Regions from separate parts of the Homo sapiens genome. Here region 2 is linked to region 1. A link is a loop called in an ENCODE intact Hi-C map of the cell type or tissue named here. Cell type or tissue: GM12878. All regions are shown on one strand. Each heading gives the region's core, and the rest is flanking DNA. Links, peaks and the distances in the headings are about the cores only.

Region 1 (8,703 bases), core at 3,341-5,840:
CAAGTTCATGCAAGCTGATTTACTGTCAGTCCTGCCGGGCTACAACCTGACAAAAGCAGAGGAGGGAGCCTGGCTTACAGGCTATAGCAAGGTTTTATAGGGCATAGAACTGGGTCAGGGTGAAGGAAAAAGAAAAGGGTGGGGGGTCCTTTGTGCCAGGTGTCTGACCACTTCCTGGAGATGTTTTTCTTGCCAGTTCTGTTGTGTAAGGTAGACGTCTTGACCCCATCCTGGAACAGCTGGCCTCTGGTCAGACAGATACAGGCAGGTTTGGGGTAGGGGGTTTTACTTTTGGCCTTTGGGGCTTAGGTCTATAGGAGGGGGAAACTGTCCAGTTGGGTGGACCCTAACAACTACAACTAAACTGAAAAGAAGATACAACACAAACAAAAGAAGTACAGTAAATGAGGCAATGTAGAAGACCAGAGTGACAGTATAATATAAAATTATAAATATGCCTGAACAAAAGATTTAATCAAACGAATGCCCATAAAAGAAATAAGCCCATTAATTAAATGACTGTTATACTTTTACACCTCAAGTGAACTGTTTATAGGTTTCCCTCTTAATTTTATAGTGTCAGTGAAGTATTTTTCTTCTTGCTTTTTATTTCAAAAGTACTATTTTTTTCTTTTTTAACTTCAACTTTTATTTTAGGTTCAGGGGTACGTGTGCAGATTTGTTGCATGGGTATATTGTGTGATGGTGAGGTTCGGGGTACGAATGATCCCATCACCCAGGTAGTGAGCATAGTACACAATAGGTAGTTTTTCACCCTTTATCCCCTTCCTTCCCTTCCCATCTAGTAGTCCCCAGTGTCCATTGTCCCCATCTTTATATCCATGTGTAGTCAAATTTAAGTTCACTAGCTTTCTTACTATGATAAAATTATGAAAGAAAGCAGATTATAGTTAAATAATCACCTTAACAGTGGAATTCTACTTAATAGTATAGTAAATTTCAAATATAATCTAGTGAAATAAACATGTCTACAAATAAAAATATATACACAAGCATATTCACACAGCTTGTTACAGAAAAAAATTTCTTTAGTACAAACATTAAAGTTTGATATTTGCATGCTGCAATCTATGCAATAGTTTCAAAACAATAAACATATGCAGTGGAAAAACATATTGCTAGGGATATCCTACTCTGGCATCCTTTCATTCTTATTTTAATAAATGTATAAATCAATGTGTAAAAATGACTAATTTTTAATTTTAATTCTAATGTGTGTATTAGAATACTACAGTTTCATTGCCCATACAATCCAAGAGATATTAATATTGTCCCAAACTAGAATGATCAATTTTAATGACTTGTTCGAAAGTGAGAACCACTTTAATGCAACAATACCTTTTATGAAGTCTAAATTAAAAGTTCTAAAGAAAATAGTGAAGACTATTAATAAACAATCTATAGATACATTGGAAAACAAAAGAAGAGTGCTCTTAAAGGACCAGAACACAAAAGGCTGTTAAGGTTGAATAAAGAGAAACAAGACTGCAGGAAATTCTAGGTTAAAACTCATCTAAGAAAGAACTTTCATGAAAATGGAGGCTTTAGAGATGGCTCCAAGATCAGAATTACAATATACAGAAATAGGAGACAACCCAGGGGAGTTATTTGAGGTAAACTTGGAAGCTGATTTTGGATCAGCTGAACCCAATAGTACCCACTACACCTCTGCCTATAAGACCAAGGACACACATGCTCAGACTTGGTCTAAGACCTTGTTTAGACGCAGTTATTCCCATGCCCTCCCAGTCACAGCGAACATATTTCTAATAATCAAACCTCACATCCATCCCACTGGCAAAAATTTAAAAGATTAATGATATCTGATGTTGGCTGACAACAGATGCAGGGAAGCAAATATTTTCATACAGTGTTAGGGATACAATGATAAGACTTATTGAAAGTGAATTTGGGAATGCCAGTCAAATCAAAATGTGCATTATGTTCCACTTGACCTTTTCATTTCTACAAATATAATTTATTGAAATAAATACATCCATGAGTAAAAAGCCATGAAAGCATTATATTCATTGTAACTTTGTTATAGGAAAAGTTTAGAAACAACATATTGGCCATGAACAGACAAAAATTTAAGTGAATTATAGCAATATTAATAATCAAATGTGCAATATGATAACATCTTAATAATGGCAAAATATATCCAATGCTTGACCTCTGCCAGGGTCTGTTATAAACTTTATCCCTATTAATTCACTTAATCCTCTGGGAAAATACTATGATTATCACTGTTCCCATTTTTAGGTGAAGAAACTGGGGAAAAAGCAAGTAACTGGCACAAGGTCATCAGCAGGGAAGTAGCAAGGTCAAGATTTAAAGTCAGATAGTCTGACTTCAGAGACTTTATGGTAACCTTTGTGCTATAATAAAATAAAGCCATTACAATCAATAGGAAGAGTCTAATTATTCTGACACATAATGGTCTATAACATGTTGTTCATGTCAAAAGCAAAACTCTAATAGAAAAATATCTATTAGTAGGGGTGACTTCTGGGGTCAGGAGAAGATTGTGTTATAAGGTGATGAAAAAGCTTTTACATTTTACTACTTTTTATTGCTTGAATCTTTTTACAGCACAAATATATTCATGTTGTACTCAAATAATTAATATAAACAAAGAACGACAGGATCTATGCATTATTTACATTTGCCAAATCCTAAGAAAACTTTTGAAAGCCACATGCTTAGAAAGCTTCATATTTTCACATAACAGACAGAAGTTAGACCCCATTCTATAATTTAAGAGATTACTATCTACACATGTGTATATGTGATTATCTAGATATGAATTCTTATAGGGGTACCAATCAACAATTTCAAATAACACATTTTTAATTATAAAATTATATCATGGTGATTACTTGCCCCTGGATGGAAGTAGTCACAGGAAACAAGCATGAGGGGAGGCTTCTGGGCAGCTGGAATAGGGATATTTCTTGATCTGTGTGCTGGTTACAAGCATATATTCAGTTTTTAAAAATTCAATGAATTTTATATTTATGCACACTTTTTTGAACAGGAAGGAGTTAAAGCTGCTGACTGGCTATTCATTTCTGACCCTGGGAGAAAATAAGAGGGCAAGTGACCCAATATAATCTCCTTGTCAACATGATAACTGAAGCTCTGGGCAAATAGTCTATTCATATTTCTAGAAAAGTCCTTATCTATGAAAAGTTCTTAACAGAATGTCCCTGGTAAAGGATTGCCTGTAGAAAACATTAATAAATTAAGACCCTAAGGATTTATAATACTTGGCTCCCTGGAAAATGTCCCTTAAACTGAGGTATAAGGTGGCAATATTTTATAGACTAAATATTCCTCTGCTGTGTGAGTCAACCAAGCAAAACTCCACCAGGAGACCTCATCTTCTATTCGAACCTGAGACTACATCTCAAACATGGAAAGTGCCAGGGAACTGGTCTACTCGCAGACAACCCCCCAGGGCTGTCTGAGCCTCTTGGTTGCCTGTATTCTTGAAATTATTAGTACATTTCAGAACTGGTAAAGCTTTTGAACCATGTTTCTTTGCCAGTCTGAGACTTTGTGTTAGCACAGATTGGCAGTGCAAGCAGAACTATGCTTTAATCTCATAAATCTTAATGGGCTGGGTCATTTTTAGCAATAAAAAGTATATAAAAAATATAGTGAAGATCTAATTACAAGTTGAGTCCTACCCATTGATGATAGGACATTGATGATAGCAAATCTTTGATGCAATGGAATGTGGAGGAAGTACACTTAGATATGAGGGAAATGGCTAAATGGATTGATGAAGGGTGGCTGGAAGAGGGGAAGATAGAACAATTTCTATCCCCTGGCTAGTGCTAGTGGTGCTGATAAAGTAAGACCTATAAGTTCCCTTCAAGCAAAGAACAATAAAATCTATGTATTGCTTATAATTACCCAATCCTAAGAAAAAAAATTTCCAAATTCTACTATTCTTTGCTGTGAGCCTTTTCTTTCCTGTCATGGAAGGCATACTTGTACTTATATGACTACTTGGAATGATGTCCCACTTCTTCACAAAGTAGCATAAACAAGGCCATTGATTACTCAAAAAATACACAAATAACTGGAGGTTAAGATCAGGTGACTACTAAATCCCAAGGATATTCTGTGTAAATTTTCAAATGTTTTACATAAAAATACCAGTAGAAGCCAGGTAAATCATTACTTGCAGGGCTTCTTCACCTGTCTAGGAAATTTCACTAATTTTAGAGCTATGTAAGTTGAAGGCTAATCCCCAGTGTCTGAAAACTTCTGTAAGCAGGTATTTTCATGTGGTATAATAATTAATCTATATAACCGGTAAAAGTAGAAGCATAGCAACCCTCTCCTGAGAGGGGTAAATTCCCTATCCCCTCCCCTGTGAGATAGGTAATTTCCTATCTCACAATGTGACTCATTGTGAGACACATGAGACACATGACTCACAGATGTCACAATATGACTCACAACATGACTCATTGTGAGACATATGAGACATATGACTCACAAGTGTCATATGTCTTTTCATGCTTCAGGCATGGTGTGAATGACCAACACCAACCTGTCTATTTGATGATCAGAAAGACGCAATCAATTTAATGTTTCTGGCACAGATAATGAAACACGTGCTACTTTGGAGAGCTTCTGTCTCCTGTTCTCCTTATGTAATGGGAAACCAAGGGAATATTTAGGAGATGATGATGAACCTGCCAGCTCAGGTAATGCAGAGGGGGCTGCATGATGATAAAAAGATCTATGCACACAAAAGAAAGGACCATGAAGAGAAAAAGGAAATAAGAATCCCCTCAACTTAGTGGAGCTCTTTAGATGGTTTATAAAAAGCAGTGTAAAAAGAGAGAGAAAGAATCTTACTGTTTCTACTAAGAAGTTAGAACAACAGTATCCACATTTGGAAGGTGGGGAGCTGCTCTGATCCTCCCTCCCACTTCTTAAAGTGTCACTGCAAGTTCACTCAAATTATTATAGTCTAGAAAAATCAAATCAACTGATGAGAATCAAGATTCAAAATGGAAAGTACTTAAACAGCAGCCTGAATGTGTTTCCATAGATAAAGTCATTGAGTCTGAAAAAGGTTGGCTGAGAGACTGAGATATTCTTATCCTACCCCAAACAAGCAATCATAGGCCTTTTGCAAATATTTGGTAAAAATCCAGCAAATCCTGGTAAAAAAGCCAGGAACTGGTAGGCAAAGCCTCTAAAATGACTAGATAGAGGTTTTCAATGTTCAGTAGCACTTATGATAAATCAAGGCAGTGCTATGAAAGACCCAAAGCTGAAACTAGCAGGATTTGGAGATGCCATGTTGGGGGGACTAGCATCAGAATAAGTTTAGGAGTGAAGAATATGACTGGGGAGACTTTTCACTGGTTAATGGCCTTTAGCTGAATGCATAATTGGGATAGATATTATGTGCTAATAGAGAATGTTCCCTTTTTCCGTTTTTGTTGGGGAAGTATATTGCCTAATCACCCTTCCTGGAGTTTTAACTGGCCATGCTGAACGGTGACTTTTGGAATTTCCTATGTTGTCCTAGAATAAATTGTAAACAATACAGAATTCCAGGAACGTACAAGAGATTATTGCCCTGATTAAGGGAATACTTGAGGTATGATTATTGGTTCCCATTAGCTTCCCCATTAACAGAGCTGTCTGGCCAGTCCCTGAAGGTTAACTGTAGATTATCAAGCATTCAACAAGTAGTTGTCCTAATTGCTTCAACTGTACCTGATGTGGTAAACACTGTATAGGATGCACAACAAGCCAAGGAGGATGGCTATGTCATTAGAAACTTGCCTAGTGCTTTCTTCTCCATCTCAATTTCCAGGAACAGCCAGGTACAATATGCATTCTCACAGAATAGGACTCAGTATACATTTACTATATTGCCAGAAGTATGTTTGAATTTGCCTGCACAATTGATAATTTCATGAAGTGGGACCTGGACTTAACAAATATGCAAAGCAAGTTAGTAAATTGATTATATTATAAAAGCTTCTCCTCTCATAAGAATTAAAGAGGAGTTAAGGACTGTGGTGACTCACATGACAAATAGAGCCAGGCTGATGAGCTCAGATAATATCCATAGCCCTTGGAATTACATTGACTGGAGCAACTAGAGACATTTTTTGAAACCATAAAAAATTATCGCTTACAGAATCTGCAAATGAGTAAGAGACCTAGAGATAAATAGAGCTTACTTAGGCTTTTGCAGTTTTTTGTTTTTGTTTTCTTCAATCTAAGAATGCTATTGACCTCTGTTCACAAAGTCACCAGAAAGATAACTGAATTTGAGTAGAGGCTCTGAGCAGAAGAAATTGCTAAAGGATTTTTGGAGGGTGGTGATGCAGGAAGGTCTATTAGGATTGTATGATTTGACTGCACAGATAATATTAGATGCACCCGAAACCAGAACATACACAGACTAGAGCTATCTGCAGAAATGAAAGAGTTCAGTGAAGACCTCTTATTTTTTGAGAACAAATGTTAGGCAAAATAGCTATTCCTAATAAACCATTTAAAAGACAATTGATTGCTTCTTACTGAGTGGTGGTCATCAAAACTGTGCCCTAACAGAAGGGCATCAGATAACTCCAAAGCTAGGGAAACCAACTTTGTCTTGGATGATGTCAGAAACATTCATATAGGGATCAAACAGCACAGCCAAAGTTCACTCAGAAATTAGAAATGGGATGTTAAAAAGCATACTTTGGGAAGTGGGCAAGTACACAGAAGGGAATCACTGCATACAGGAGCAGTGTATTAGTCTGTTCTCACACTGCTAATAAAGACATATTTGAGACTGGGTAATTTATAAAGGAAAGAGGTTTAATTGACTGACAGTTCAGAATGGCTGAGAAGGCCTCAGGAAACTTACAATCATCGCAAAAGGGGAAGCAAACATGTCTTTCTTCACATGGTAGCAGCAAGAGAAGTGCTGAGCAAAAAGGGAAAAGCCCCTTATAAAACCATCATATCTCATGAGTACTCTCTATCATGAGAGCAGCAGCATGGGGGTAACCACCCCTATGATTCAAGTATCTCCCACTGGGCACCTCCCATGACTTGTGGGGACTATAGAAACTACAACTCAAGATGAGATTTAGGTGAGGACACAGTCAAACCATATCAAGCAGGTTGCCTCACTGACTATAGAGCCGATCAAATAAAGCCCTCAGCAGACTTTTCCAGGTTAATTGCTGCATGTTCTGTGTCTTGCGAATTGCTCCCCATGAAGCAAAGTAAGTTGTCTGGTTCACTGATGAGAGTTTCTGGATTATGTCACTTGTTTGGAAAACAACGGCAATACACCCTGCAGATGGGGAAAGCTTAATGGAAGAAGACAAGGGCACACCTGCACATTGGACAGAGATGAAAGCAGTTCAAAGACTTTTCACTTATAGCCAATGGCCTTGTTGTTGTTGTCAAGGGAATGGGCATTCATTAAAAAACAACAACAACAACAACAACAAATTTCATGGAATTTAGGGAAGAATTCAAGTGTGTCATGTACATAACTACCAGAAATAACTAGTTGTTGACTCAGAAGAGATTTGGAATAAGGCAGATGCTTTAGTCAGATTTCCAGAATTATTATCTGCTTCTTGAAGTGAGCAGGCACTGGGTTCTCAGGCCATGCACTGGCTAATGAGATAAGAAACTGCACCCCACAGTCAGTCAACAGAGAAAATCATTTAAAAATGTCTGTGGAAATCCTACTATTTCTCACGACATGGATGAATGTGCAAGACATTACCGTTAAGTGAAATAAACCAGCAACAGAAGGACAAATACTACATGATTCCACTCATATGAGGTATGAGAAACTCTTAGAAGCAGAAAATAGAATGGTGGTTACCAAAAGTTAAAAGGAGGGAAAAATGGGAGTTCTTCAATTGGAATAAAGTTTCAGTTATGCAAAATAAATAAGCTCAAGAATAACACTGTTGGACATCTCTCTCAGATCTGGGTGCTGACTAATGGCCAATATTGAAAGAAAATCCTTGGACTTCTTTTCTCTGAAAAAGGAATATTGGGTTCTTAGTAATCTGTAATCTAAAGAAAAGAAGAGACACATTGCCCTGATTGATACTGTAAGTTTTACTAATGTATGGTGTGTCAAACACTACATCAATCTCTCTATCATAGCTACAAGGTGTATTAGAGGGTTTGTAATTTATTAATATAAGTAAGTGAAAACTAGACTTATGCAAATGATGCTTCCCAGGAAAAGGAAACACTTTGAGAGGTTGGATTGAATCCTCCCATTGATTAAAAACATGTTAAAATGGATTGTCCAGAGAAGAAAGTGAATTTGACCTTATAAACATTGCATTGTTCAATTAAGTGTCTCCATCAAATCATATAAAATGTGCAATTGAAGATAAACACTAATTAAATGGAATAAATGTATCAAAAGACTTTTAAATAAATATTTTCACTATGGATATATTTTATTCATAGTCCCTATTAGGTAGTTAAAATCTTGTTGATTTGAACAAGATCTATAAAATATAATATGCATAAAAATAAACTTTCATAACCTTATATCCAGAAATACACATATATAATATTTTAGTCTATTTCCTCCAATTCTTTTGGGGTTTTTTAAGGTATTAGATGCCTTAATTCTTTGTTAAAATATAGTAAAACAAATAA
Region 2 (2,500 bases), core at 1-2,500, 850 kb after region 1:
CAATTCTCGTACCTCAGCCTCCTGAGTAGCTAGGACTACAGGCACACACTGCCACACCCAGCTAATTTTCATATTTTTAGTAGAGATGGGGTTTCACCAAGTTGGCCAGGCTGGTCTCAAACTTTGACCTCGGGTGATCCACCCACCTTGGCCATTTCCTCAAATATTAGTCAAAGATAATGAAATTATTTTTTAGATGGAACTCTCCTCAATGAGGCCTCACATACTTGGTCAGTGTTGATGGCCTGCCTTAGATAACCACTCTTGTACTCATCATGCTTTCTCCTGGCCCAGAGCCTTGTTTTGTGCTCTTCTTGTGACCTGCAGTATTTTTTTCACTTACAGCCTTCACCAAAATTTTTTTTTCTCATCCTTCAGATCTCAACTCAAGCATAACTTTCTCAGAGAAGCCTTTCCTAACCTCCCTACCTTGATCAGAACCTACCTTTTATCAAATCTCACAGCACCATGGGCCACACTCCAACAGTACATACCAAAGGTAGAACTTAACATTTTTTTGTATGGGTATTTGATTAGTTAGTGTCTCTCCAAACTGACTACAAGCTCCCCAAGGGTAGAAAGTCTTTAATTTTGTTCACTATCATCACCCCAACATCTAGCACAGTACTTGGTACATGGTGTAGACCTTCAATAAATATTTTTGATGAAGAAATGGATGGATGAATGAGGCATCTCATCCTTCCTGATACTGATACTGATGTAGTTAGTAATTACCACATTCTCTTAAATTTATCTGATTTGTGTTATTTCCCCCACCAAAATGTCAGTTTTCATGAAATTTTCATTTCTATAGCCCCAGTGCCCAGGACTATGCCTAAAAAGTACTCCATAAATATTTCTTAGATTGGATTAAAGTGAGCTGAATTGAAATGAATTGACTTGCACTGCACTGAATTGAAGTCTCAGGGATCTTGCTGTATCTCTTTCCTCATCCTGTTACAGTGGCTAGCCAGGCGCCTGCCCCAGGACCATGAAGGATGATGACAAGCTTACAAGCTTACAGTTCATACAAATAGATCGTATCTCAATGAGATCATGCATTCATTTGGCTTTCTGGCCAGAAAAAAAAGAGTCGAAAAGCAGTTACATTAGCTTATTTCCTCTCGGGGAACCATGGAGAAAAGAGTAAAAGTCCCTACTTACCAAACAAAGTGCTGAGAAAATATTTTTCCATTTAAGAAGATGACAAATTAGTGAAAGTGACAAAAATAAATAAAAACTTACCACATACTCAAAAAGCTGCACAATTGCCTAAAAGCCAAACTGTAATTGTCAATGTGCTGGCATTTGGCACAGAGTTCAGGATTTCAAGGAAGCAAGCCACTCTTTTATGAACACTAACAGAAATGTCACAAGCAACTTTTGATTAAACTATGATTGTCACAGTATATAGGAATGAACTAACATATGGTATTTTTAAAATAAACTACTAACCACATCCAGTGGTTTCACAATTAAAGAATGGTTCATTGCTTACAAAAATTCCCCTAGACCCAGCTGTCTTCCAAAAAAGTCCCACTGCCTGACTCTGAATTTCCTCTGTCATCAGGCAGACTACCAAGAGGACAGCCTTGGATTTGGTGTGGACGCTCAGGGTAGCATCTTTGTTAAAGCTGGACCTTAGTCCAGCTTTATCTTGTGGCTGAACAAAGACTTGAGGTCACCTCCTATAAAAAGTATAAACTGAATTTTATACTTTTTAAATTATAGAATTGAAAGTTATATTAAATAATCTGCTAGAAGACTAGGGTATGTTTAAAAAGAAATTTTAGAAAGCTAAAGATATTTATCATATGGTATGCTGGTAATTTTAAAAATCAGGTATTAGGAAAAGGACTAGCATAACTATAAGACAAGGCCCAAGTTTCTTATAGGAGGAACATCTGGTAGAGATGAGTCTAAAACCAACACAAAGAGGTAATGATAACATAAGAATAAAGGGAAAATCGTTAGAGAATCACTATGATCATTTGAAAATCATGGTGAAAAAACTATCCCTAGGAAACTAAAGATAAGGCAGGTAGAGGCCACTTGAAACCGGTTTGAGGATTGGATGTAGAGAGCTGGTCCTATTAAGTTATAGAGAGCTCTATTTTGAGGAGGTAAGATGTTAGCCCTTGCCATTCACCCAGTGATTTTTCTTTAATCTCATTGTCTTTCTTGATGGCATTCTTCTACTTCCTCTGCTTCTTTCTCAGAATAAATCATCTCCTCTCTCTCCTTTTACTTTCAGTGTTATCCCTGCACTTCCCCCTCTATTCCCTGTGACTGGCCAAAATACAGAAATCAATGACATTTTTAAAACTCAATTGTTATTTAAAAATAAATATAGTCTCCAGGTTGTTTTTTCTTCTTATACATTGCCCTGATTGATTTCTTTTTCATCTGAACTTGTATGAGCCTTTTACAAAATCAAAGGTTCCCCACTCGCACTCAGTCACTAAAGACAGCACCTTCTCTCCATCTGCCAGAAGAGGAA

The links. Hi-C counts contacts between places; a loop is a spot of excess contacts. Peaks named below come from ENCODE experiments on the same cell type or tissue, not always from the same donor. Only the 100,000 strongest peaks of a DNase experiment are listed, where the experiment ranks them.
Region 2: it touches region 1 in a loop (5-fold over the local background); 1 of 110 quality-filtered maps calls a loop at or near these places.

What each region holds. Positions count from the first base shown.
Region 1 is chr4:72,108,515-72,117,217 of GRCh38, reverse strand. All of the region lies in intron 1 of NPFFR2 (neuropeptide FF receptor 2), which reads right to left. Among named protein-coding and RNA genes, the nearest start is that of NPFFR2, 81 kb to the right of the region's middle. RefSeq lists enhancers at 4,349-4,638, 4,372-4,666, 3,817-5,016. In GM12878, for the core only: no CTCF peak of the experiment used is centred there; a DNase peak (open chromatin) is centred at 4,477; H3K27ac peaks cover 301 bases.
Region 2 is chr4:71,265,210-71,267,709 of GRCh38, reverse strand. All of the region lies in intron 3 of SLC4A4 (solute carrier family 4 member 4), which reads right to left. Among named protein-coding and RNA genes, the nearest start is that of SLC4A4, 79 kb to the right of the region's middle. In GM12878, for the core only: no CTCF peak of the experiment used is centred there; DNase peaks (open chromatin) are centred at 1,159 and 1,403.